Regions from separate parts of the Homo sapiens genome. Here region 2 is linked to region 1. Evidence: read pairs that join two places in POLR2A ChIA-PET (ENCODE). Cell type or tissue: OCI-LY7. All regions are shown on one strand. Links, peaks and the distances in the headings refer to the core of each region. The heading gives the core; the rest is flanking DNA. Region 1 overlaps G6PC1 (glucose-6-phosphatase catalytic subunit 1). Region 2 holds the start of RAB5C (RAB5C, member RAS oncogene family).

The links. Peaks named below come from ENCODE experiments on the same cell type or tissue, not always from the same donor. Only the 100,000 strongest peaks of a DNase experiment are listed, where the experiment ranks them.
Region 2: POLR2A ChIA-PET joins it to region 1 with 11 read pairs; 2 of 35 experiments call an interaction of 5 or more read pairs at or near these places.

Annotation. Positions count from the first base shown.
Region 1 is chr17:42,904,787-42,911,926 of GRCh38, reverse strand. It overlaps G6PC1 (glucose-6-phosphatase catalytic subunit 1), which reads right to left. Exons shown (of 5, transcript NM_000151.4): 3 at 4,299-4,404; 4 at 2,509-2,624; 5 at 1-1,012. The coding sequence ends at 501. Among named protein-coding and RNA genes, the nearest start is that of G6PC1, 7.6 kb to the right of the region's middle. In OCI-LY7, for the core only: CTCF peaks have their summits at 3,169 and 3,564; DNase peaks (open chromatin) are centred at 2,616, 3,580, 4,236 and 4,932; H3K4me3 peaks cover 1,605 bases; H3K27ac peaks cover 2,933 bases.
Region 2 is chr17:42,139,567-42,156,270 of GRCh38, reverse strand. It overlaps RAB5C (RAB5C, member RAS oncogene family), which reads left to right and starts at 1,282. Exons shown (of 6, transcript NM_004583.4): 1 at 1,282-1,378. RAB5C-AS1 (RAB5C antisense RNA 1) reads right to left here and starts at 1,871. Exons shown (of 3, transcript NR_187282.1): 1 at 1,562-1,871; 2 at 1,163-1,272; 3 at 1-503. RefSeq lists enhancers at 1,014-1,123, 1,006-1,300, 1,210-1,830. In OCI-LY7, for the core only: no CTCF peak of the experiment used is centred there; no DNase peak of the experiment used is centred there.

The DNA.
Region 1 (7,140 bases), core at 1-5,000:
AGTAAGTCTTCAGGGGAAAATCCAGAACAACCCAACTTCTAGCAACAGGTCTTTCTCAATAGCTTCATTAGCTTTTCAAAAACATTACCCAATATGATTAGGATTGTAAAAGAGGACCACCTGAGCTGACAGCACCTCTGGCCTCAAAATGGGCTGGCAGAAGACCATTCAAAGATAAAATGGGCTGTTCCAGTGGGAGTGAGCTCCCTACTTGTGAGAGTATTCAAGTAGAGAGAGGAGGACCTCCTGGCGGGAAACTTGCATATGGTGTACGTGATATGGCACCTCCATCTGAAAGAGTCTGTGCTGAGGGCAGGCTGGAGTCACACATGGGAATAAGCCAGGCGACCCTCCAATCTGCCATCCGTGATTTAATTCCACGACGGCAGAATGGATGGCATGTCACTTGCTCCAAATACCAGTGCCCATTGCTTCAAATAGTAGTCCTCCTCAATCCCTGGCATGGTTGTTGACTTTAAACACCGAAGACTCCACATCTCTTACAACGACTTCTTGTGCGGCTGGCCCAGGACCTGGGCGAGGCAGTAGGGGATGACACTGACGGATGCCAGGGGCACTACCGCACTCTTGCAGAAGGACAAGACGTAGAAGACCAGCTCGACTTGGGATGGGGGTTTCAAGGAGTCAAAGACGTGCAGGAGGACGAGGGAGGCTACAATAGAGCTGAGGCGGAATGGGAGCCACTTGCTGAGTTTCCCCTTGCAGCTCTCCCTGTACATGCTGGAGTTGAGAGCCAGCCCCAGGCCAAAGAGCGTGCCCAGGTTCTTGAGGAGGCTGGCAAAGGGTGTGGTGTCAATGTGGACCCATTCTGGCTGCTCGCACCACCTCTGGGCTTTCTCCAGAGTCCACAGGAGGTCTACACCCAGTCCCTTGAGCAGCAGATAAAATCCGATGGCGAAGCTGAACAGGAAGAAGGTAATGAGAAAATATTTCTTGAGGCTGGCATTATAGATGCTGTGGATGTGGCTGAAAGTTTCTGCAACAGCAATGCCTGAGTGGAAGAAAGCATGACTGTGAGAGATAGGAAGGATTTGGGACCTTTGCTAGAGGTGGGTTTGGAGGAGTGGGTGACATGCCATCCGTTCTGCGACTGTGGAATTAAATCACAGATGGCAGATGGGAGGGTCGCCTGGCTTATTCCCATGTGTGACTCCAGCCTGCCCTCAATATAGACTCTTTCAGATGGAGGTGCCATATCACGTACAATCTCCCACCGTATGCAAATTTCCTACCAGGAGGTCCTCCTATCTCTACTTGAAATACCCTCAGAGGTAGGGAGCTCACCCCCACTATAACAGTCCATTTTATCTTTGAACGGAATTGATTGCTGAATAGTTCTTCCTTGTCTGTGTGAAACTGGTCCCCCTCTAATACTGTCTATTTTTCTCAGTTCTTTCTGCAGGAGTTAGTAAGTGATGAATCTAGTCCCTCTGTCACACATTTGAACACAGTTATTCTCTCTAACCTAAACATTCCCAGGTTTTTCATGTGATATGGCTTCCAGGTTCTTCCTCAAACATGGAACCCAGTACTAAATGCTGTGTTACTTTTGTGATTACCATGAAACCATTATCTCCCTTGTTCTCAACATTCTTCTTTGAATGCTGCTATGTTCCGTTCTTACAAATCTCCAGGGGAGAAATTCCACAGTTTTGTTAAGGTCTTATATTCCAGTGCCTCCCACAAAATCTTTCTTATGCTTAACTTAAATCTTGTCTTACCCTTGTTAATTGGATCTAAGAAAACACATATTCAGGCAGGGTGCGGTGGCTCACCCTTGTAATCCCAGCGCTTTGGGAGGCCGAGGCGGGCGGATCACGAGGTCAGGAGATCAAGACCACGGTGAAACCCCGTCTCTGCTAAAAATACAAAAAATTAGCCGGGCATGGTGGCGGGCGCCTGTAGTCCCAGCTACTCGGAGAGGCTGAGGCAGGAGAATGGCGTGAACCCAGGAGGTGGAGCTTGCAGTGAGCCGAGATCGCACCACTGCACTCTAGCCTGGGTCACAGAGCGAGACTCCATCTCAAAAAAAAAAAACAAAAAAAAACATATTCAAAACTCTGAACCTATAAAAGAGATCAACTGCAGTTATCTATTAGGTTTGCAAATGAATGTATTTAAATGAACAGCTTTCCTAGGACATCGTGTTAATTTGTTAAATTTGGCAGATTCCCTGAAAAGTAAATTAGGGCCTGTTGAAGACCAGTAAGAAATAAAGATTGTAAAAAGCTCTGAGATTTCAAGCTAATTCAATTTGGTGCGTTAATTTGATGTATGGTAACTTCTACACAATTCATTCTATAGATCTGGGCACTCTTATAGAAATTAATCATTTCAAGTTGCTCATTCTTGACTTTCAACCCACAGAAATGCTAACAGTACTGATTACACACAGGATGTGGCTGGAATGCTGGGATTTTGTCCTGATTAGGGAGAGAAACGGAATGGGGTTTGGGGGAGAAGGAAGGGAGTCAGATCAGCCCATACCTGACAGGACTCCAGCAACAACTTGATGAGGAAAATGAGCAGCAAGGTAGATTCGTGACAGACAGACATTCAGCTGCACAGCCCAGAATCCCAACCACAAAATGACATTCAAGCACCTGCAACAGAAGAGGCAACCATAACAGAACACAGGTGCAGATCCTTCAGCAAAGAAAACAGCCCCTGCAGAAATGTTGGAGCCTGGCAAACTTAGGTGCTCTCAGTGGAATTTTTGTAAATTAAAGCCAGTACTCAAAAGTCCAAAGATGCCTGTTGGGGGCTGGGTGCAGCGGCTCAGACCTGTAATCCCAATACTTTGGGAGGCCGAGGTGAGAGGATCACTTGAGGCCAGGAGTTCAAGACTAGTCTGGGCAACATAGCAAGACCCCTGTCTCTTTAAAAAAGATCAAAATTGACCAGGCACGGTGGCTTATGCTTGTAATCCCAGCACTTTGGGAGGCCGAGGTGGGTGGATCACTTGAGGTCAGGAGTTTGAGACCAGCCTGATCAACAGGTGAAACCCCATCTCTACTAAAAAAAAAATTACAAAATTAGCCAGGTGGGGTGGCTCACGCCTGTAATCCCAGCTATTTGAGAGGCTGAGGCAGGAGAATTGCTTGAACTCAGGAGGTGGAGGTTACAGTGAGCCGAGACTGCGCCACTGCACTCTAGCCTGGGCAACAAGAGCAAAACTCCGTCTCAAAAAAAAAAAAAAAAGGCCAGGCGCGGTGGCTCATGCCTGCAATCCCAGCACTTTGGGAGGCTGAGGCGGATGGATCACTAGGTCAGGAGTTCAAGACCAGCCTGGCCAATATGGTGAAACCCCATCTCTACTAAAAATAAAAAAATTAGCCAGGTGTGGTGGCACGTGCCTGTAGTCCCAGCTACTCGGTAGGCTGAGGCAGAAGAATAGCTTGAACCCAGGAAGCGGAGGTTGCAGTGAGGCGAGATGGCGCCACTGCACTCCAGCCTGGGCAACAGAGCGAGATTCCGTCTCAAAAAAAAAAAAAAAATGCCTGTGGCAAGTGGTTAACCCTTGTGTATATGAATTTTAACTTCCCTATTTTATCTGTTTGATAATTAAGGATTTGCATGGCTGGCGCGGTGGCTCATGCCTGTAATCCCAATATTTTAGGAGGCTGAGGCAAGCCAATTGCTTGAGATCAAGACCAGCCTGAGCCTGGGCAACATAGCAGAACTCTGTCTCTACAAAAAGATACGAGAAATTAGCTGGGTGTGGTGTGTGGCCTGTGGTCCCAGCTACTCAGATGGCTGAGGTGGGAGGATCGCTTGAGCCTGGGAGGCAGAGGTTGCAGCGAGACATGATCGTGCCACTGCACTTCAGCCTGGATGACAGAGCGAGACTGCATCTCAAAAATAAAAATAAAAAGGATTTGCACTGTGGCTGCACACCCGGAATTCTCTGTAGTAGGAATATCTTCTGTTTCTCTGGTTATTTTAACCTGGATGGGTGACTCTGTGGTTGGTACAGACATGGGTTTTTATTTAAGCCCTGCTGCTACTTCACTACCTTATTTTTATAAGTCCCTTCATGGTGTTGGGCTTTGTTTCCTTATCTGTAAAACAACGGATTGCACTACTGGATCCCTTTCAGCCCAAACATTCCCTGACTCTGAGGTTTATCCCTATCCAAAGTGCCACAACTCTTAATCAGCGGCTGCCCAGGTGTGGGAGCGGGCTAGGGGGATGTGAGGAAGAATACGTGGTGTGTCAGCTACAGAGAGAGCTGCCTCCTGCCCTCCACCACCTACACCCCAGTGGTGAGTTCTTACCGAAATCTGTAGGTCGGCTTTATCTTTCCCTGAAAGATGGAAAGAGTAGATGTGACCATCACGTAGTATACACCTGCTGTGCCCATGGCATGGCCAGAGGGGCTCCCTAAAGGGCAGGAAAGAGAATGGAGTAAAGGTGAAAAGGTCCTCATCTGGGAGACAGTGCATCATCTACCCAGCCACCCAGCCATCCCCCTATCCACCCATCTACCCATTCATCCATCCATTCACCCCCCATCCATCCGTTCACCCCCCATCCATCCACCCATCTTACCATCCATTCGTTATCCATAATTCATTTATTTAACAAATTTCCATCTCCTATGCACCAAGCATTGTGCAAGGCTCTGGGAATACAATGATGAGCAAAGCCAGAGAGGGGCCCTGCTCTTGCAGTTTAATACAGTCTGGAGATTACACAAAGAATCAGCATACTGGGCGTACAATTACAAACTGATCTGCCCTCCACATCTTCTGTTCCTTCTCTCCTTGCACACTCTGTTCTGGCTACACTGGCCTCATTGCTTTCCTTTAAACACACCAAACACGTTCCCACCTCAGGGCTTTTGCATTGCAATCTTCTCTGGCCAGACAGCCCTTCACAGCTCTTCTGCCAGAAACTTACTTCCTCACATCCTTGAAGACTTGACTCAGATCTCATATTCTCAGTGAGTCCTACTCTGACCACGCTATTTAACCCTGCTTGCAACCGGTTCCGTTTTTTTATTTGTTTGTTTTTTGTTTTTTTAGAGACAGTGTCTTGCTTTGTCTCCTAGGCTGCAATGCAGTGCCATGATCATAGCTCACTGCAGCCTCGACCTCCTGGACTCAAGCAATCCTCCCACCTCAGCCCCCTGAGTAGCTGGGACCACAGGTGCACACCACCACACACAGCAAATTTTTTAAATGTGTTTTGTTTGTTTGTTTGATTGTTTTTGCCCAGGCTGGTTTTGAACTCTTGGGCTCAAGCAATCCTCCTACCCTTGGCCTCCCAAAGTGTTGGGATTATAGGTGTGAGCCACCATGGCCCGTCTGGTTCCCATCCCATTCTTAATTCCTCTACCCTGAGAGATAGAGGGTCCTGAGATGTGCCGCCCAGACCTCCCTCCTGAACTGCAGGACTTATTTCGTAGCTGTTGAGAGTGTGATGGTAGATGGCTTTCTGCTCTCAGCCTTCTCCTGGCATTGCCCTGGGCTAAAGAGAGTCGCCTTGATCAAGGTTACGCTCTCCCCAGGGTCTGATTCCCTTGTCCCAACTTGGACCAACTCTGAGGAGCCATCCCCAGCTTCAGAGCTCGCTGTGGGGTTGGATGAGGCAGAATCACAACCGGACCTCTCCTTCTGCCCTGTTCCTGTTCCTTCCCTTCTACAAGTATAGTTCCCCAGAGTATCTAAACTCCTGCACGTGAATCTCCATTTCAGCCTGCTTTCCAGGGAACCCCATAGATAAATAAAGGCTTTCTTCCCTCCCTCCCTTCCTCCTTCCCTTTCTTTCTCCCTTCCTTCCTCCCTCCCTTCTTCTTCCTTCTAACACTAACAATTATATACCTTGGGTAATTCATTTAAACTTTTTTTTTTTTTTCCTGACAGAATCTTTCTCTGTCACCAAGGCTGGAGTGCAGTGGTGTGATTTCAGCTCACTGCAACCTCTGCCTCCCGGGTTGAAGTGATTCTCCTGCCGCAGCCTCCTGGGTAGCTGGGATTACAGGCGCCCGCCACCATGCCTGGCTAAGTTTTTGTATTTTTTTATTAGTGACGAGGTTTCACCATGTTGGCCAGGCTGGTCTCAAACTCCTGACCTCAGGTGATCCACCTGCGTTGGCCTCCCAAAGTGCTAGGATTACAGGCGTGAGCCACCGCGCCCGGCCTACTTTCTGAGCCTTAGCTACTCTACCTAAGGAGCAGAGATAATAATTTGCTTCTATTAAGACAGAGGACTAAATAAAATAACCTCTTAAAGCCACTTTAAACTTTCCAGTCTGTGCCTCCATTAATTTCAGGGAGAAATTCATCCTTGATAACAAGCTGTTATGATGAAAGCAAACATATTTCTACAAAAGATGTTTGGTCCTTCTTTCCTTCTCCTTTCCTTTTCTTCTTCTTCTTCTTTTTTTTTTTTTTTGCCTATAAACAATCATTTTCTAGTATTATATGTGTGTGTGTGTGTGTGTGTGTGTGTGTGTGTATATATATATATATTTTTTTTTTTTTTTCAGATGGTGTCTCATTTTGTCGCCCAGGCTGGAGTGCAATGGCGCAATCTTGGCTCACCACCTCCCAGGTTCAAGCGATTCTCCTGCCTTAGCCTCCTGAGTAGCTCAGATTACAGGCATGCACCAGGACACCCAGCTAATTTTTGTATTTTTAGTAGAGACAGGGTTTTGCCATGTTGGCCAGGCTGGTCTTGAACTCCTCACCTCAGGTGATCCACCCGCCTCAGCCTCCCAAAGTGCTGGGATTACAGGGTGAGCCACCGTGCCTGGCCTATCCTACATATTAATAGTTTACTTTTTTTTTGAGACAGAGTCTCGTTCTGTCATTCAGGCTGGAGTGCAGTGGTCCGATCTCGGTTCACTGCAACCTCTGCCTCCCAGGTTCAAGCGATTCTCCTGCCTCAGCCTCCCAGGTAGCTGAGACTACAGGCGTGTGCCATCACGCCTGACCAATTTTTCCATTTTTAGTAAAGACAGGATTTTGCAATGTTGGCCAGGCTGGTTTTGAACTCCTGACCTCAGGTGATCTACCTACCTTGGCTTCCCAAAGTGCTGGGATTACAGGCATGAGCAACCACAACTGGCCTAGTTTACTTATTTATTATAATTTTTGTATATTTCACCTCCTC
Region 2 (16,704 bases), core at 4,439-9,438, 760 kb after region 1:
TCTCCAGCTGAGGCTCCAGGATATGCCTGGTGTTGGCGTTATAGGCACAATGGCCACAGCTGTCTCCGGTGAGCTTTGATTCCACACAGGTTTTCAGTAGTGTCCCTTGAGGATGAGATGCAAAAGAAGAGGAGGTACTGGTTTGTGTTGAGAGGTAAGGGTGGGAGGAATCAGGAGCGGGCCCAGTCCATATTGAGAGGAGCAGAAAAAACAAATATTCCTGATCCATAGAGGGGGAGAGTGCAGAGTGGGGGTGGTTCTAGTCTTTATTTACGGATGGAGAGGGCCGAGGCAGAGGTTGTCCAGCTCTGTATTCCGCGTCAGAGAGAAGAGCTGACCCTGGCTAGGAGCAGGGGAAGGCAGAGGCAGAGATGGTCTTTGTGCCGGCCCCCGCACACACCAAGTAGGAGGTGGTGGCAGAAGCTCTCCCTTTGATCTCACCCAGCATCCTGCAGAGAACTCTTCCTGCAGCGCTTTCCTCACCTTCCCAATCACAGACGCCCCTGGCAATCGGGCGGACAGTGCAGACAAGGGCTTCTCCAGATCAGCGAGTTCACAGGACTGAGGCCTCGCGTGCATATTCATTCGCACCACGTTTTTTCTTTCCCAATTCTGCACACACAATCCTCTGCCTTCTTCCAACGCTCCACCACCCGCCTTCCCTCGGGGCGTCCGGAACCGGCGGTGACGCGGATGGCAGGGTTAGCCTTAAAAAGTTCCCGGCCGTAGGCTGGGCGCGGTGGCTCAGGCCTGTAATCTCAGCACTTTGAGAGGCCGAAGAGGGCGGATCACCTGAGGTCAGGAGTTCGAGACCAGCCTGGCCAACATGGCGAAACCCCCGTCTCTACTAAAAAATACAAAAATTAGTCGGGCGTGGTGGTGCGTGCCTATAATCCAGCTCCTCGGGAGGCTGAGGCAGGAGAATCGCTTGAACCCGGGAGGCAGAGGTTGCAGTGAGATCGCACCACTGCACTCCAGCCTGGGCGACAGAGTAAGACTCCGTCTCAAAAAAAAAAAAAAAGTTCCGGCCGGGCTCCGCCTCGCAGTCAGCCGGCTCCACCCTAAGCCCAAGTCCCAGGCAGCCACTGACTCCTCCCAGCGCTGCGAACTACAAGTCCCGCGATCCCTCGCGCGCTCCCTACCGCCACTCCCGCGTTCCTACCGGCGCCGCTGGGTAGGTCGGCCAAGAGTGCCTCCCATTGGTCTCCGCACTGTCAATCACCTGGGAGTATTGAGGGGCGGGGCGGAGGTGGAGATCCGGATCCGGAGCGGCTGAAAGGCGGAAGTGGAGGCCGGAGCCTGGGACACCGCCGGCGGGGAGAGAAGCGGATCCCGTCCGAGCCCCGGCCCCAAGTAACGCCGCCGCCCCGGAGCCGCCGTGAGTATGCTTGTCCCAGGACCTGGTGTCTCGCCTGCGTTGAAGCATCTCCAGGGCAGCCCTTCCTCCCGCCCAGCCCCAGTTTAGGGGGATACTGACCCCTCCCCCGACCCGTAGCCCCCTCTTGAGGGGCTCCCCAGGCGTCGGGCCATAGGAGGTGGGGAGCTTCTTTCCTTAGCTTACCTGCCTTTGGTGAGCCTTAAGGAAACCGCTATGACTGTCCTCTGGCCTGTCCATTCTAGTTGTGGGAGAGAGGTACCCTAAGTTCCGCTCCCCCTGCTTCCAGAATCGGAGGATCTTTGCTAGGTGTGAAGGAACCTGTCCCTCTTCTCTTTTAGAAGTGACAGGGAGTGCTGTCTGTCGCCGTTTTCCTTCCTCCTGTCCCACAAAACCAGTTGTCCCCTCTAGCCCTAGAGGAATATCTCGATTTCCTTTGGGGGAGGGGGGTCGTCTGGGTGAGACCGTTCCACACGCACAGAAGTGTGTGTGCGCTCCCGCAACTCCTTACTTCCTCTCTTTCCTCAAGCCAGAGAACCAACCAGGACCTCAGCTGAGTTTAAAGTCACTTACTAGAAATGAGCTGTTTTCCTGTTTTGCCCCTTCTGTCTCCCAGCCCTGTCCTCTAGTTATGTTGTTCTTTGAGTGTCTCTCTCTTTCTGCCTCTGAAGAATTTAGCTGAGGTTTGCTCAATCCTAGCTACAGATCACAGATCAGGGTGGATGTGCCCATTCATTATCTTCTTTCCCCTCCCCCCTTGCTCCAGGCTCAGCTCTGTCCTCCCAGAGCACGTGAGTGGTTTCCCAGCCGCCTCAAAGGGACTGCTTTTCTTGGGACTGCTGTCCGTGTGTCTATAGGGAGGAGAATAAGACCCAAAATGAGGAGTCTGGAATTGAAGGGCCATCTCTTTCCCACTCCCAAACACACACACATACACCTCCCTGAGCAACAGGTCCACACCACGCCAGGGTCTGTCTGCAATCCCTTCAGGGCTTGGACTTATTACTGAGGACTAAGTCAAGATCACAATGGCAGTTCTGGATTTTTAATTGTAGCCTGAGGAATTCCGATACATGCCAGAAAGTGCAGGTTCCCTCAACCATATTGACTGATCCTTGTCTGTTGCTTGGGGCTTAGGTGTGTGAAATAGCTGCTGTCTCAGACCAAGCTTTGTTATGTGGCCAAAGTACAGGCCGGAGACTGTACCTTAACGAGGAGTAGCCTGGCTCTGAGGCCATGACTGACCCTTGCTATCTACAGTGGAGGAAGGGACGGAAAGCCGTGCAGTTTGTGGGAACTTCTGTAGCTCTTCAGTGTTCTGGGCTACCTTTACCACCCTCGCTTGCCACTTAAAAGTGCTGTGTTTTTTGGCCTTGAGGTGTGTTTGAGGGCTTCTGGACAGTGGCTAGTATCTGATTCCTACAGTCTTTTGAGTAGAGCTAGGATGTACTTTCTTCACTTTTTTGTTTGTTTGTTTTTGAGATGGAGTCTTGCTCTGTCGCCCAGGCTGGAGTGCAGTGGCGTGATCTTGGCTCACTGCAACCTCTGCCTCCTGGGTTCAAGCAGTTCTCTTGCCTCAGCCTCCTGAGTAGCTGGGATTAACAGGCGCCTGCCACCACACCCGGCTAATTTTTGTATTTTTAGTAGAGATGGGGTTTCGCCATGTTGGCCGGGCTGGTCTCGAACTCCTGACTTCAGGTGATCCACCCGCCTCAGCCTCCCAAAGTGCTGAGATTACAGGTGTGAACCACCGTGCCCGGCCTACTTATTTCACTTTTTATCGGACAACAGAAGAAGCCTTCCTTATTAGGGTCAACAGCTGGATCACAGGCTCTGTATCTGTGTGGGTTCCTTTGGGGTTCATTGGAGACTTCTTCAACCAACCTAGTTTCTCTGATCTGGTCAGCCTGGGCATCTGAGGGGCAGGGCCAGAGAGGCCTGACTGCTCACTGGCCATTGGTCTCTGACCAGACTTAGGTCTTCAGGAGTAGACCGCAGTTTGTCACTCTTCAGGAGTGCTGGGATGAGGCCGACCAGCCTTCTGAGGAGACCTTCTTTTCTTTGTCTGGACATGCTCTCCCAGCTCTGACTCTGAAACGACTTTTTTTTTTTTTTTGGAGACAGAGCCTTGTTTTGTCACCCAGGCTGGAGTGCAGTGGCACAATCTTGGCTCACTGCAGCCTCTGCCTCCCGAGATCAAGGGATTCTCCTGCCTCAGCCTCCTGAGTAGCTGAGATTACAGCCATGCACCACCACGCCCAGCTAATTTTTGTATTTTTAGTAGAGATGGGGTCTCACCATGTTGGCCAGGCTGGTCTCGAACTCCTGACCTCAGATGATCCACCCACCTCAGCCTCCCAAAGTGCTAGGATTACAGGCATGAGCCACTGCACCCAACCTGAAACGACTTTGAAGGGGAAGCTCTGCCATTTAGAGAGACGAGGCAGGCCCCAGTGCTTTGGGTCGTTATGCAGCCACTTCTGGCACCTAGAAATTATAGAGTCCAAGCAGAGGTCTGACTCTGCCTGGCAGAGAGAGCGATGGCTCCGTGTGCGACAGAACCCCTCCTTTCTGATGCTGTTCCTCCCCTGCCCTCTTGCCTCTCACAATTAGAGGGCTGTTAAACTGTAGAGGGACAGTAACACTAATTTTTAAAAATCATTTTAAGGTTGCAAAATTATTTTCATACATATTCCTCATAGGTGCCTTGGGAAATAGTGGGGCTTGTTTCCCCACTTTGTTTTTAATTTTTATTATTACTTTTTTTTTTTTGAGTAAGATAAGGCAAGTGTCCCTGCTTTAGAAGGGATGCAGAAGGAACTTAAGTAGTTTGCCTAAGATCGATCATACATTTAGAAAGTAGTAGAGCTGGGGCTTGGATTTGGGGTCAGATGTGACCTGATCTAACAGTGGGCCCTTCTTCGGCCTGGTTTGTTCGTTAAATGAATGAACATGCAGACTGAGTGCGCCACGGCACAAGGGCAGACTCTTAACTCTTTAGCCCTCCTCATCACTAGCGCTCCTCTGTTTTTTTGTCTTCCCCAGCGTCTACCCGACCTCCTGTCTTCTCTCTTGACCCCTTTCACCTCTGCCTCTGAGGACCAAAACAGTTAGGAGTCCCAAGTCAGTACTCTTCAGGGCCTGAGAGTTTGCTGACATCTACATGTCATTAATTTTTCTGGGAACCTGAAAGTCCTAATGGCTAGAAAATGAAAGTTAAAGTGAGTAAACTCAGGGGTCCCACTGGGCAGGGTTAAGGGGGAAGCAACAGAGCGGGCCTCTGGTTAGTCCTCTGTTTCTCCTGTGGTGCTGCCTGCTGCTTGCAAGTGGGAAGAATGTGGCTTGCCACCAGGAGCTCCTGTCACTAGAATTTACATGGAAACAGAGCAAGATCATACATTTAAATTCAGCCCCACCAAGCAAGTACTTCTTAGACCTTCTACTTCTTTTTTTTTTTTTGAGTCGGAGTCTCGCTCTGTCGCCTAGGCTGGAGTGCAGTGGTGCGATCTTGGCTCACTGCAAGCTCCGCCTCCCGGGTTCATGCCATTCTCCTACCTCAGCCTCCAGAGTAGTTGGGACTACAGGTGCCCACCACCACGTCCGGCTAATTGTTTTGTATTTTTAGTAGAGATGGGGTTCCGCCGTGTTAGCCAGGATGGTCTCGATCTCCTGACCTCGTGATCCGCCCACCCTGGCCTCCCAAAGTGCTGGGATTACAGGCGTGAGCCACTGCGCCTGGCCAGACCTTCTACTTCTAACCCTTGCCCAGTAAACAGGCAGTGTGGTCGGGTGGAAGGCACTAGAACTTCAGAGGCAGTTGGACCTGAGTTCTCATCCTGATTCCCCCACTTACCAGTTGTGTGACCCTGGGCTTGTTACTTGACCTCACTGAGCCTGTGTTTCTTCTGGTAAAATGGGGATGCTAAATACCTTGCAGAATTAGAAACAAAGAAAGGAGCTAGTCCAGTGCTGGCAGACTGGATGCCCACAAAATAGCAGTTGCCTCTGATGGGTAGGTAGGGGTTTGAAGGTTCTTTTTTTTTTTGAGGCAGTCTCATTCTCATTCTGTTGCCCAGGCTCACTGCAACCTCCGCCTCCTGTGTTCAAGCGATTCTCCTGCCTCAGCCTCCTGAGTAGCTGGGATTACAGGCACCTGCCATCATGCCCGGCTAATTTTTTTTTTTGGTATTTTTGTAGAGATGGGGTTTGACCATGTTGGCCAGGCTGGTCTCAAACTCCTGACCTCAGGTGAGGTGATCTGCCCGCCTCATCGGCCTCCCAGAGTGCTGGGATTACAAGCATGAGCCACCGTGTCTGGCTGATTTTTTTTTTTTTTTTTTTTTTTTTTTTTGAGATGGAGTTTCACTCTTGTCTCCCAGGCTGGAGTGCAATGGCGTGATCTTGGCTCACTGCAACCTCTGTCTCCCGGGCTCAAGCTATTCTCCTGCCTCAGCCTCCTGAGTAGCTGGGATTATAGGCGTGTGCCACCATGCCCAGCTAATTTTTGTACTTTTAGTAGAGACAGGGTTCCTCTATGTTGGCCAGGCTGGTCTCGATCTCCTGACCTCAGGTAATTGTGCCCAGCCTCAACACTGATTCTGATTCAACATGTGTACCAAATGTATGCTGGGGCTGGGCACAGTGGCTCATGCCTATAATCCTAGCACTTTGGGAGGATCGCTTGATCCCAGGAGTTCAAGACCAGCTTGGGGGCCAGGTGTGGTGGATCACGCCTATAATCCTAGCACTTTGGAAGGCTGAGGCTGGGAGATCACCTGAAGTCAGGAGTTCGAGACCAGCCTGGCCAACATGGTGAAACCCCATCTCTACTAAAAATACCAAAATTAGTCAGGCGTGGTGGCACATGCCTGTAATCCCAGCTACTTGGGAGGCTTAGGCAGGAACCTGGGAGGCAGTTCAACCTGGGAGGTGGACGTTGCAGTGAGCCGAGATTGCACCACTGCACTCCAGCCTGGGCAACAGACCAAGAGTCTATCTCAAAAAAAAAAAAAAAAAAAACCAGCCTGGGCAACATAATGAGACCCCATGTCTAAAACAAAAACAAAATGTCTGCTGGGATGCCTTGTACATTGCTTGATGGTTTCACAAATTGTCTCATTTTGTAGACATTGAACAGAATTGATGTGGGTTGTATTCCCATTTTACAGAAGAGAACGCTGTGCCACTTCAGTTTTACTTAGTTGTAAGCGTTTTAATATTAAAACAGTCCTGTAACTATTATAGATTAGAATGCAAAGTTTGCATGAATTGAAGCTAACACAGGAAACTTTAATTAATTAATTAATTTATTTATTTTTGAGACAGGGCCTCTCTCACCCAGGCTGGAGTGCAGTGGGACGATCATGGCTTACTTCCGCCTTGATCTTGTGGACCCAAGTGATCCTCCCACCTCAGCCTCCTGAGTAGCTGGGACTGTAGGCATGTACCACCATGCCCGGCTAGTTTTTGTATTTTTAGTAGAGACAGGGTTTTGCCATGTTGCCCAGGCTGGTCTCAGAACTCCTGGGCTCAAGTGATCCTCCTACTTTGGCCTCCCGAAGTGCTGGGATTACAGGCATGAGCCGCTGCACCTGGCCAAAGACAGTATTTTGCTTGTAGCCAGCTGCTTTGGGTTCAACTCCCAGATTTCTGGGAGTTTCCTCTCCCCTGACTTGAGTGAAGGGTACATATGTTGGGGCTGTTTGAGAAGCACTGCTTTAGGTAGAATTTATAAACTAGGATGTGCCAAAATCCAGGTAATCATGCTTGCAAAAACCTTGGCAGAGGAGAATCGGAATATTTTTGGCATCCTCTGCATTAATAGCTTGGTATTGTAAGAGATTACTTTTCCAATTAAATAGCCCCATCCTCTATGTATAAGAACAGTAATACAAATAAAAGCTAAACTTCTATTTTTGCCATGTGCCAGGCACTCTTGTGAGCCCTATGTGTTGACTCCTTTAATCCTCCGACAACCCCAGGAGGTAGGTTCTGTGTTTAATCCCCATGTTAGAGTGGGGGACTATGTAGTAATGGCAGAGATGGGGTGTGCTCTTATCGCTATTCAATACAGCCTCTCCTTGACCCATCTCTGGGCTAAATGCCTACTGTTCACTTTGCCTAGAAGGCTCTTCTGCACCTCACGTGCCTGGAAACTGTATCTCCCTACTTTTCTCTCAAAGCTCAGTTTGAATGCCACTTCCTCTGTGAAGCCTTCCCTTGCCCCAAATGGGCTGAGGGCTTGTCTCCTACATGGGCTGTCTTCTCAACTGCTATCTCATTGTTCCTTATTTGCCTCATTCTCTGGTGGGTGAGCCCTTTAGGGGCACAGATCGGGTCCTGTTTGATCTTTGTGTGTTTAGGACCTGGCATGGCACTCAGCATAGTAGGCTCCCTACTGAAGTTGTTAAAGGAGAGGGCAGACATTCAAACCTGCCCTTAAAGCAAACACCAAACACCTGCCCACTTCTTTTTTTTTTTTTTTTTTTTTTTGAGATGGAGTCTTGACCTCTCACCCAGGCTGGAGTGCAATGGTACGATCTTGCTCACTGTAACCTCCGCCTCCTGGGTTCAAGTGATTCTCCTGCTTCAGCCTCCCTAGTACCTGGGATTACAGGTGTGTACCACCACGCCCATCTAGTTTTGTATTTTTAGTAGAGACGGATTTCACCATGTTGGCCAGGCTGATCTCAAACTCCTGACCTCATGATCTGCCTGCCTCAGCCTCCCAGTGCTGGGACTACAGGCATGAGCCACTGTGCCCAGCCTTGCCCACTTCTTTTTTTTTGTTTGTTTTTGAGACAGAGTTTTGCTCTTGTTGCCCAGGCTAGAGTGCAATGGCACAATCTCAGCTCACCACAACCTCCGCCTCCCGAGTTAAAGAGATTCTCCTGCCTCAGCTTCCCAAGTAGCAGGGATTACAGGCATGTGCCACCACGGCCGGCTAATTTTTTGTATTTTTATTAGAGATGGGGTTTCTCCATGTTGGTCAGGCTGGTCTCGAACTCCCAACCTCAGGTGATCCACCCGCCTCGGCCTCCCAAAGTGCTGGGATTACAGGTGTAAGCCACCATGCCTGGCCCTCGCCCACTTCTTTTAACACACACTTCCCTTCCTTTCTTCACACACTTTGGATGTCGTGAACCTATGATTCAAACTTAAATCCATCTGATCCCACAGCTTGAGCCATATCTTTGGTCCATCCCCCAGAAAGTTGCTCACAGACAAATGGGAGAGCAAACAGGTCAATAGGATCAATGTTACAGTACGGATGATGGGAAGCAAGTCACAAACTCAGTTTCCAGAAGTTAAGACTCTCCAAATCTCCATTTCTGGTGAAGGGTTTAATGGGACAATGAGGGCGCGGCCCTGACTAGCCACAGTCCGGCTGACTGGCTTCTGCCGTGTGTGTATCTGATGGCAGGACAGAACGACCGTGCTTCTGCAGTTGTGTGTGGTGAGGCAGCACCGACCCCAGACCAGTACTTAGCAAGGATCAGTGGAAGCAAATTTGACTCTGCCTGTGGATACTGTTCTGTATGTCTGCACAAGGCTCGTTCCTGAGTGAAGGTGGCTTAAAAAAGTGGTGGCAGCAGCTGTTCAGACCAGTGGTATGAGCAGCCCTCACATGTGTATTCCACAGATGGGGTCTTTAACATTCCCTGGTCCTGTGCCTGCAGTACTTGGATATCCTCTGCTCACCTTGAGGCTGGTCTTTCTTTCTTTCTCTCTCTCTCTCTCTCTCTCTCTCTTTCTTTCTTTCTTTCTTTCTGTTTCTTTCTTTCTTTCTGTCTTTCCTTCTTTCTTTCTTTCTTTCTTTCTTTTTCTTTCTTTCTTTCTTTTTCTGTCTTTCTTTCTGTCTTTCTGTCTTTCTTTCTGTCTTTCTTTCTTTCTTTCTTGACGAAGTCTTGCCTTGTCGCCCAGGCTGGAGTGCAGTGGTACGATCTCGGCTCACTGCAAGCTCCCGGGTTCATGCCATTCTCCTGCCTCAGCCTCTCGAGTAGCTGGGACTACAGGCTCCTGCCACCACGCTTGGCTAATTTTTTGTACTTTTAGTAGAGGCAGAGTTTCACCATGTTAACCAGGATGGTCTCCATCTCCTGACCTCGTGATCCGCCTACCTTGGCCTCCTTTTTTTTTTTTCTTTTGAAATGGAGTCTTGCTCTGTTTCCCAGGCTGGAGTGCAGTGATGCCATCTTGGCTCACTGCAACCTCCGTCTCCTGGGTTCAAGTGATTCTCCTGCCTCAGCCTCCCGAGTAGCTGGGACTACAGGCGTACGCCACCATGCCCAGCTAATTTTTATATTTTTAGTAGAGACGGGGTTTCGCCATGTTGGCCAGGATGGTCTTGATCTCTTGACTTTGTGGTCTGCCTGCCTTGGCCTCTGAAAGTGCTGGGATTACAGGTGTGAGCCACTGTGCCTGGGCAATTTTTGATTTTTTTGTAGAGACGGGGTCTCCCTATGTTGCCGAGGCTTAATAAACTTATTCTTTCAGAATACTTTTAGAAAAGTTACGCAGATAGTACAGAGTTTTCTCACAATCCCTCACACATAGTTTTCCCTGTTATTAACATCTTATGTTAGTACGTATTTTACATTAAAGTCCATCCTTTATTCAGATTTCCTTAGATTTTTACCTGATGTCCTTTTGCTGTTCCAGGATCCCATGTTACCTATATTCATTGTCTCTTTAGGCTCCTCTTGCTGTGCCAGTTTCTCAGACTTTTATTGTTTTTGATGACCTTGACAGTTTTGAGGAGTGCTGGGCAAGCATCTAAAGAGGATCTCGGCCAGGCGCGGTGACTCACGCCTGTAATCCCAGCACTTTGGGAGGCCGAGGTGGGTGGATCACTTGAAGTCAGGAGTTCGAGACCAGCCTGGCTAACATGGTGAAGCCTCATCTCTATTAAAAATACAAAAATTAGCCAGGCATGGTGGTACGCACCTGTAATCTCAGCTACTCAGGAGGCTGAGGCACAAGAATCGCTTGAACCAGGAGGCAGAGGTTGCAGTGAGCCAACATCGTGTCACTGTGCTCCAGCCTGGGCTGGAGACAGAATGAGACTCCGTCTCAAAAAAAATAATAAAAAATAAAGAGAATCTCTTCTCAACTGGGATTTGTCCAGTATTTTTCTCTTTTTAACAGAGTCTTGCTCTGTCAGCCAGGCTGGAGTGCAGTGGTGCAATCTCGGCTCAAGCCATTCTCCTCAGCCTCCCAAGTAGCTGGGACTACAGAAATGCACCACCACGCCTGGCTAATTTTTGTAGAGACAAGGTTTCACCATGATGTCCAGGCTGGTCTCAAACTCCTGAGCTCAAGCGATCTGCTCACCTCAGCTTCCCAAAGTGGTGGGATTACATGCGTGAGCTAACACGCCTGGCTGTGTCCAGTGTTTTTTTCATAAGTAGACTGTGCCAAGTTTTGGGAAGGAGGACCAGAGAGGTAAAGTGCTATTTTCATCACATCATGTCAAGGGTACATACAATCCACAAGCCTTTCCATGACTGATGTCAACCATGATCACTTGGCTGAGGTGATGTGTGTGAGGCTTCTCTGTAAAGTTGTTCTCCCCTTCCCCTTTCCATGCTGCATGCACCCTTTGGAAGAAAGTCACTGTGTAGCCCACACCTAAGGAACAGGGACTTATGTTCATGTTCCCCTTGTTGAGGGCGGAGTAGCTACATGAGTTACTAAATTATTTTTTCTTTTTCTGTTTTTTTTGAGATGGAGTCTCACTCCATCGCCCAGGCTGGAGTGCAGTGGCGCAATCTCGGCTCACTGCAAGCTCCGCCTCCCGGGTTCACGCCTTTCTCCTGCCTCAGTCTCCCGAGTAGCTGGGACTACAGGCCTATAGGCGCGCGCCACCACACCCGGCTAATTTTTTTGTATTTTTTTTAGTAGAGATGGGGTTTCTTTTTTTTTTTTTTTTTTTTTTTTTTTTTTTTTTTTTTTTTTTTTTTTTTTTTTTGAGACGGAGTCTGGCTCTGTCGCCCAGGCTGGATGCAGTGGGGCAATCTCGGCTCACTGCAAGCTCCGCCTCCCAGGTTCACGCCATTCTCCTGCCTCAGCCTCCTGCGTAGCTGGGACTACAGGCGCCCGCCACCACGCCCAGCTAATTTTTGTATTTTTAGTAGAGACAGGGTTTCACCTTGTTAGGCAGGATGGTCTCGATCTCCTGACCTCGTGATCCGCCCGCCTCAGCCTCCCAAAGTGCTGGGATTACAGGCGTGAGCCACCACGCCCACCCTGAGATGGGGTTTCACCATGTTAGCCAGGATGGTCTCAAGTTCCTGACCTCGTGATCCACCCGTTTCGGCCTCCCAAGGTGCTGGGGTTACAGGCGTGAGCCACCGCGCCCAGCTGAATTATTAAATTCTTCTATATGAGAGACTTGTCTATTTTCCCCCATTTATTTTTATTTATTTATTTATTTTTTGGAGATGAGTTTTGCTCTTGTTGCCCAGGCTGGAGTGCAGTGGTGCGATCTTGGCTCACTGCAACCTCCACCTCCGGGGTTCAAGCGATTCTCCTGCCTGAGCCTCCCGAGTAGCTGGGATTACAGGCACATGCCACCATGCCCGGCTAATTTTTGTATTATTAGTAGCTACGGGGTTTCACCATGTTGGCCAGGTTGGTCTCAAGCTCCAGGCCTCAGGTGATCCACCTGCCTCGGCCTCCCAAAGTGCTGGGATTACAGGCGTGAGCCACTGCGCCTGGCCTATTCTCCCCCATTTATTTGTTCAATTATTTATATCAGTATGGACTCCAGGATATTTATTTTACACTTTGGTTTATAATCCAGCGATAAGGCCGGGCACAGTGGCTCGCGTTTGTATTCCCAGCACTTGGGGAAGCCAAGATGGGCGGATCACCTGAGGCCAAGAGTTTGAGACCAGCCTAGCCAACATGGTGAAACCCTATCTCTACTAAAAATACAAAAGTTAGCTGGGTATGATGGTGCACGCTTGTAATCCTAGCTACTCTGGTGGCTGAGGCAGGAGAATGGTTTGAAGCAGGGAGGTGGTGGTTGCAGTGAGCAGAGATCCTGCCACTGCACCCCAGCCTGGGCAACAGAGTGAGACTTTGTCTCAAAAATAAATAAATAAATAATCCAATGTTACTTTGTTTTATTGCCCAAAATGTTTCAGCTTTGCCCATTGGTTGCTCTTTTAGCCTCCTTTGACCTGCCTAGTCATTGTGAGGATTTTTGTTTTTGGTTTTTGGTTACTTCTTTACATTTTGGCACTGCCAGATTTTTGGAGACAGACTCACTCTGTCCCCCAGGCTGGAGTGCAGCTGCACGATCTCAGCTCACTGCAGCCTCTGCCTCCCAGATTCATGCAATTCTTGTGCCTCAACCTCCTGAGTAGCTGGGATTACAGGTGCACGCTACCATGCCTGGCTAATTTTTGTATTTTTAGTAGCAACGAGGTTTCACCATGTTGGCCAGGCTGGTTTTGAACTCCTGACCTCAAGTGATCCACTTGCCTCAGCCTTCCAAAGTGCTAGGGTTACAGGCATGAGCCACCACTCCCGGCCCCAGGCTTACTTTGTGTATTTCGTGCCAGAGTTGTAGATTCAGCTGGCTCTCCAAGGCCACTGCCTTTTTAGCAAATGTTTTCTCTCAGGTATGTTGACATAGAGTGATGTGGATGCCTTGAGTTATTTCTTCTCTTGATGGTTAGTCATAGTTACTAGAGACTCTGGAGTTGGGAAAGGTAGAGGTGGACCTGGGAAATCTACCCCCTGAGAATCAACTGCAGTCCTGGGAGTTAATCCCAGTAGCTGGCTGTTGTTCTACTCACCCATTCATACTGCTCTTACCCCTGCCTGATGCTATGACTGATCCAAAAAATGGTCTGATTTGGTCTTTCCTTTGGAATTTACCTATGGAGGTGTGGGAAGATGAGGCATGTGTATATAATCGTTCTCTATTTCAGGTGCTAAGTTCTCCAGCTAAACCTTCCTGGACTCTGGGTCTTGTAAGAGATTCCACATGGTCCGGGCCAGTCAGTGTCTTTTGCTGCCCTTCCAAAATGGACTGCCCCCATGGGACGGTTTGTGGCTGTTGGCGGGCTCAGGGTAGGCTGTCACTTTGTGCCGTGATCCTGAATCATTGAATAGCTGAAATCCTTCCATTGTACTGTCATCTCTCTGAAAATGTGTAACTTGAGCCCTGCTGGAAACACTAACTTGGGATCTTAACAGGAGTTGGTTTACAAGCCTTTTGCCTTCTATTCATAGCTCCATGTATGTCCCCTTCAGGTGGCTGTCAGAGGCATCCCAGGCATGGAGGAGGGCGTGGGTGGCCTCTCTAACCCTGGCTGCTCTCCTAGACATCAGATTGCTCTCTGAGCTGCTCAGACAGCGTGGTGATGAATGACGCCAGTTTCCAAACCTCTAGCATTTGCAGCCTGGTTTTTAAAAGGAACTCTGCTTTCTTTGTCAGCTGCTCTATTCCTGTCCCCTAGCCCTCTCAACAACTGAACTGCTTCTTCCCTTTCCTGAAAGAGGCTTTGAGATGGAAGGAAGGGCATTTGGGCTTTAAGATGCTTTGTGGGCTGGGCGCGGTGGCTCATGCCTGTAATCTCAGTACTTTGGGAGGCCAAGGCGGGGGGATTGCTTGAGCGCAGGAGTTTGAGATCAGCCTGGGCAACATGATGAAACCCCATCTCTACCAAAAAAAAACCCAAGATGCTTTGTGTTAATGGGGCTTTTTTTTTTTTTTTAAGAGGTTATGGTTTGCATGGTTGGGGCCTTCACCCCATGCAGATTTATTGGATGGTAATGGTTTCTCCCCTCCATTTTTGTGGTTTTGGGAGCTAGTCTCTGGAGGATACAAGATTGGGGTTGTTGACAGGACACTGAGTATCTTCTAGGAAACTGAGGAAAGACGTCCTCTTCAGCATTCTCTCCAAATGAGAGGTGCTGAAGAATGGAGTCCCGGGAAACTGGAGGTAAGAGGAATGTGTGAATGTTGTCTGACAGATGAAGTGAGGAGTCCGGCTCCTTCACAGGGAAGTGAAGGCGCAGGGGCTCCCCTGCTACAGAACATGTACTGAATGCTTCCCGATGCCAGGCCCTTTGCTGAGAGTCTCACATGCATCATCTTCCTGGCAGTCCTGGAGACGGGTGGTACTGGTCTCTCCATTTTACGTGTGAGGAAATGGGTTCAGTGACAACACCAGGCCACCCTAGTAAGTGGTGCCTCCAGAACTTGAACTGAAGTTCAAGTTGTCTGACTCCAGCACTTGTGCTCTTAAGCTCTGTGCAGTAGGGATGGAGGAAGTCCTCCCTGGGGAAGTGAGGCAGCTCCTCAGCTGCTCTGTGGCTCTGTTAGGGGACCCGAGCCGTCTGGCAGATGAATGCAGATTTAAGCCCTCAACTTCCCCCGTTCACTTGCCAAGTGTAAGCGGGCGGTACCTCTCACATGCACAGTTCACCGTATCTGTGCTCACCTACTATGGGTCAGGCTTGCTGTTATGTGCTGTTAACACAAAGGAAACCCATTGTCCAGCCTTTGAGAATTTTGTAATGTGGTTGTTTTCATCTGCAACAGTGCCTTTAATTTCTCTTGCTTTCTCTCTCACAACCCTCAGTCCCCCAAGTTCTCCAGCCCCTTGCCACCTACACTAGTCTTATGAACATTTGGGGCCATGGAAGCAGAAGTGTGATTCGCTCATTGAATCTTGTTTAGACCTATTCATTGCTTGATTTCTTCACTGGGCACCACTCTACAGTTTGTTCAGCAAAAATTAAGAAAGATGGCAGACACAGTGGCTCATGCCTGTAATCGCAGCACTTTGGGAGGCTGAAGCAGGTGGATCACTTGAGCCCAGGAGTCTGAGATCAGCCTGGGCAACATGGTGAAACCCCATCTCTACAAAAAATAGAAAAATTAGCTGGGCATGGTGGCATGCGCCCGTAGTCCCAGCTACTTGGGAGGCTGAGGTAGGAGGATTGCTTGAGCCCAGGAAGTCAAGGTAGCGGTAAGCTATGATTGCGTCACTGCAATCCAACCTGGGCAGCAGAGCAAGACCCTGTCTCAAAAATGTATATAGAAAAAAGAGCTGGGTGTGGTGGCTCATGCCTGTAATCCCAACACTTTGGGAGGCTGAGGCAGGCGGATCACCTGAGGTTAGGAGTTCGAGACCAGCCTGGCCAACATGGCGAAACCTCATCTCTACTAAAAATACAAAAATACAAGCTGGGTATGGTGGTGCACACCTGGAATCCCAGCTACTCAGGAGGCTGAAGCACGAGAATCGCTTGAACCCAGGAGGTGGAGGTGGTAGTGAGCCCAGATTGTGCCACTGCACTCCAGCCTGGGCGACAGAGCGAGACTCCATCTCAAAAAAAAAAAAAAAAAAAAAAAAAATATATATATATATATATATATATATATATATTCTAAAATATTGTTCTTTGGTGCCCAGGCTTCTGAGAATAGCCATCGTCCCTCAGGTCTCCCACTGAGAACTTTGACTTTTTTCTTGTTGGTTGCATAGCCGCTGACCACGGTGTGTGTGGTGTCTGAACAGGAGGCATTTGGATTGCTATTTCTCTTTTCTCCCACTTTCCTCTCAAACTTGACCTCTGCTCTCTGTTTAGGAGCTGAAGGCAAAACAAAGGGGCAGTGATTTAAACTGGCTTTCTTTTGTTTTCTGTTATTTGTAAGGGCGGGAAGGGTTTTGGAGAGGTGTCCGCTGGTGTGAGTGGCTGGATGAACAGGTGCTGCTTCTGATCCTGACTTTCAGCAGAGGTTTCTGGAGTCTTTCTGGGCCTAGGGAAGCAGCAGAAGTGGCAGCTGTCCTGGCTGGTGCTTCTGACCCCTGCAGAGCCCCTTTTGAGACGGGGGGAAGACGGGCCCTACATTGATGAGATTCCGGTGAGAAATGTCCTAGCTAAATAGTAACTGCCTGAACAAATGAAATACAGGATAGTTGGGGTAGGCTGGGGCCAGAAGAACCTTTGCCTTGGATGGCACTCTTCCTAGCATCCTGCCTGGCATTGGCAGGTGAAGAACTGACTGGTGGCGTGTGAGCCACCATACAGCCATGTTGTCATCCCTAACAAGCCCTGTGGCTGGGACGTGTGTGTGGTTCTGGGCTGCAGAAAGATTCCAAGTTGAGCTTTTGCTTGAGGCTTGAGAGAGCAGCCCTAGACAGGAGTAGAGAATCTGGCACAGCCTGGATCACAAGGTCAGGAAATCGAGACCATCCTGACTAACATGGTGAAACCCCATCTCTACTAAAAAATACAAAAAATTAGCTGGATGTGGTGGCACGCGTATGTAGTCCTAGCTACTCAGGAGGCTGAGGCAGAAT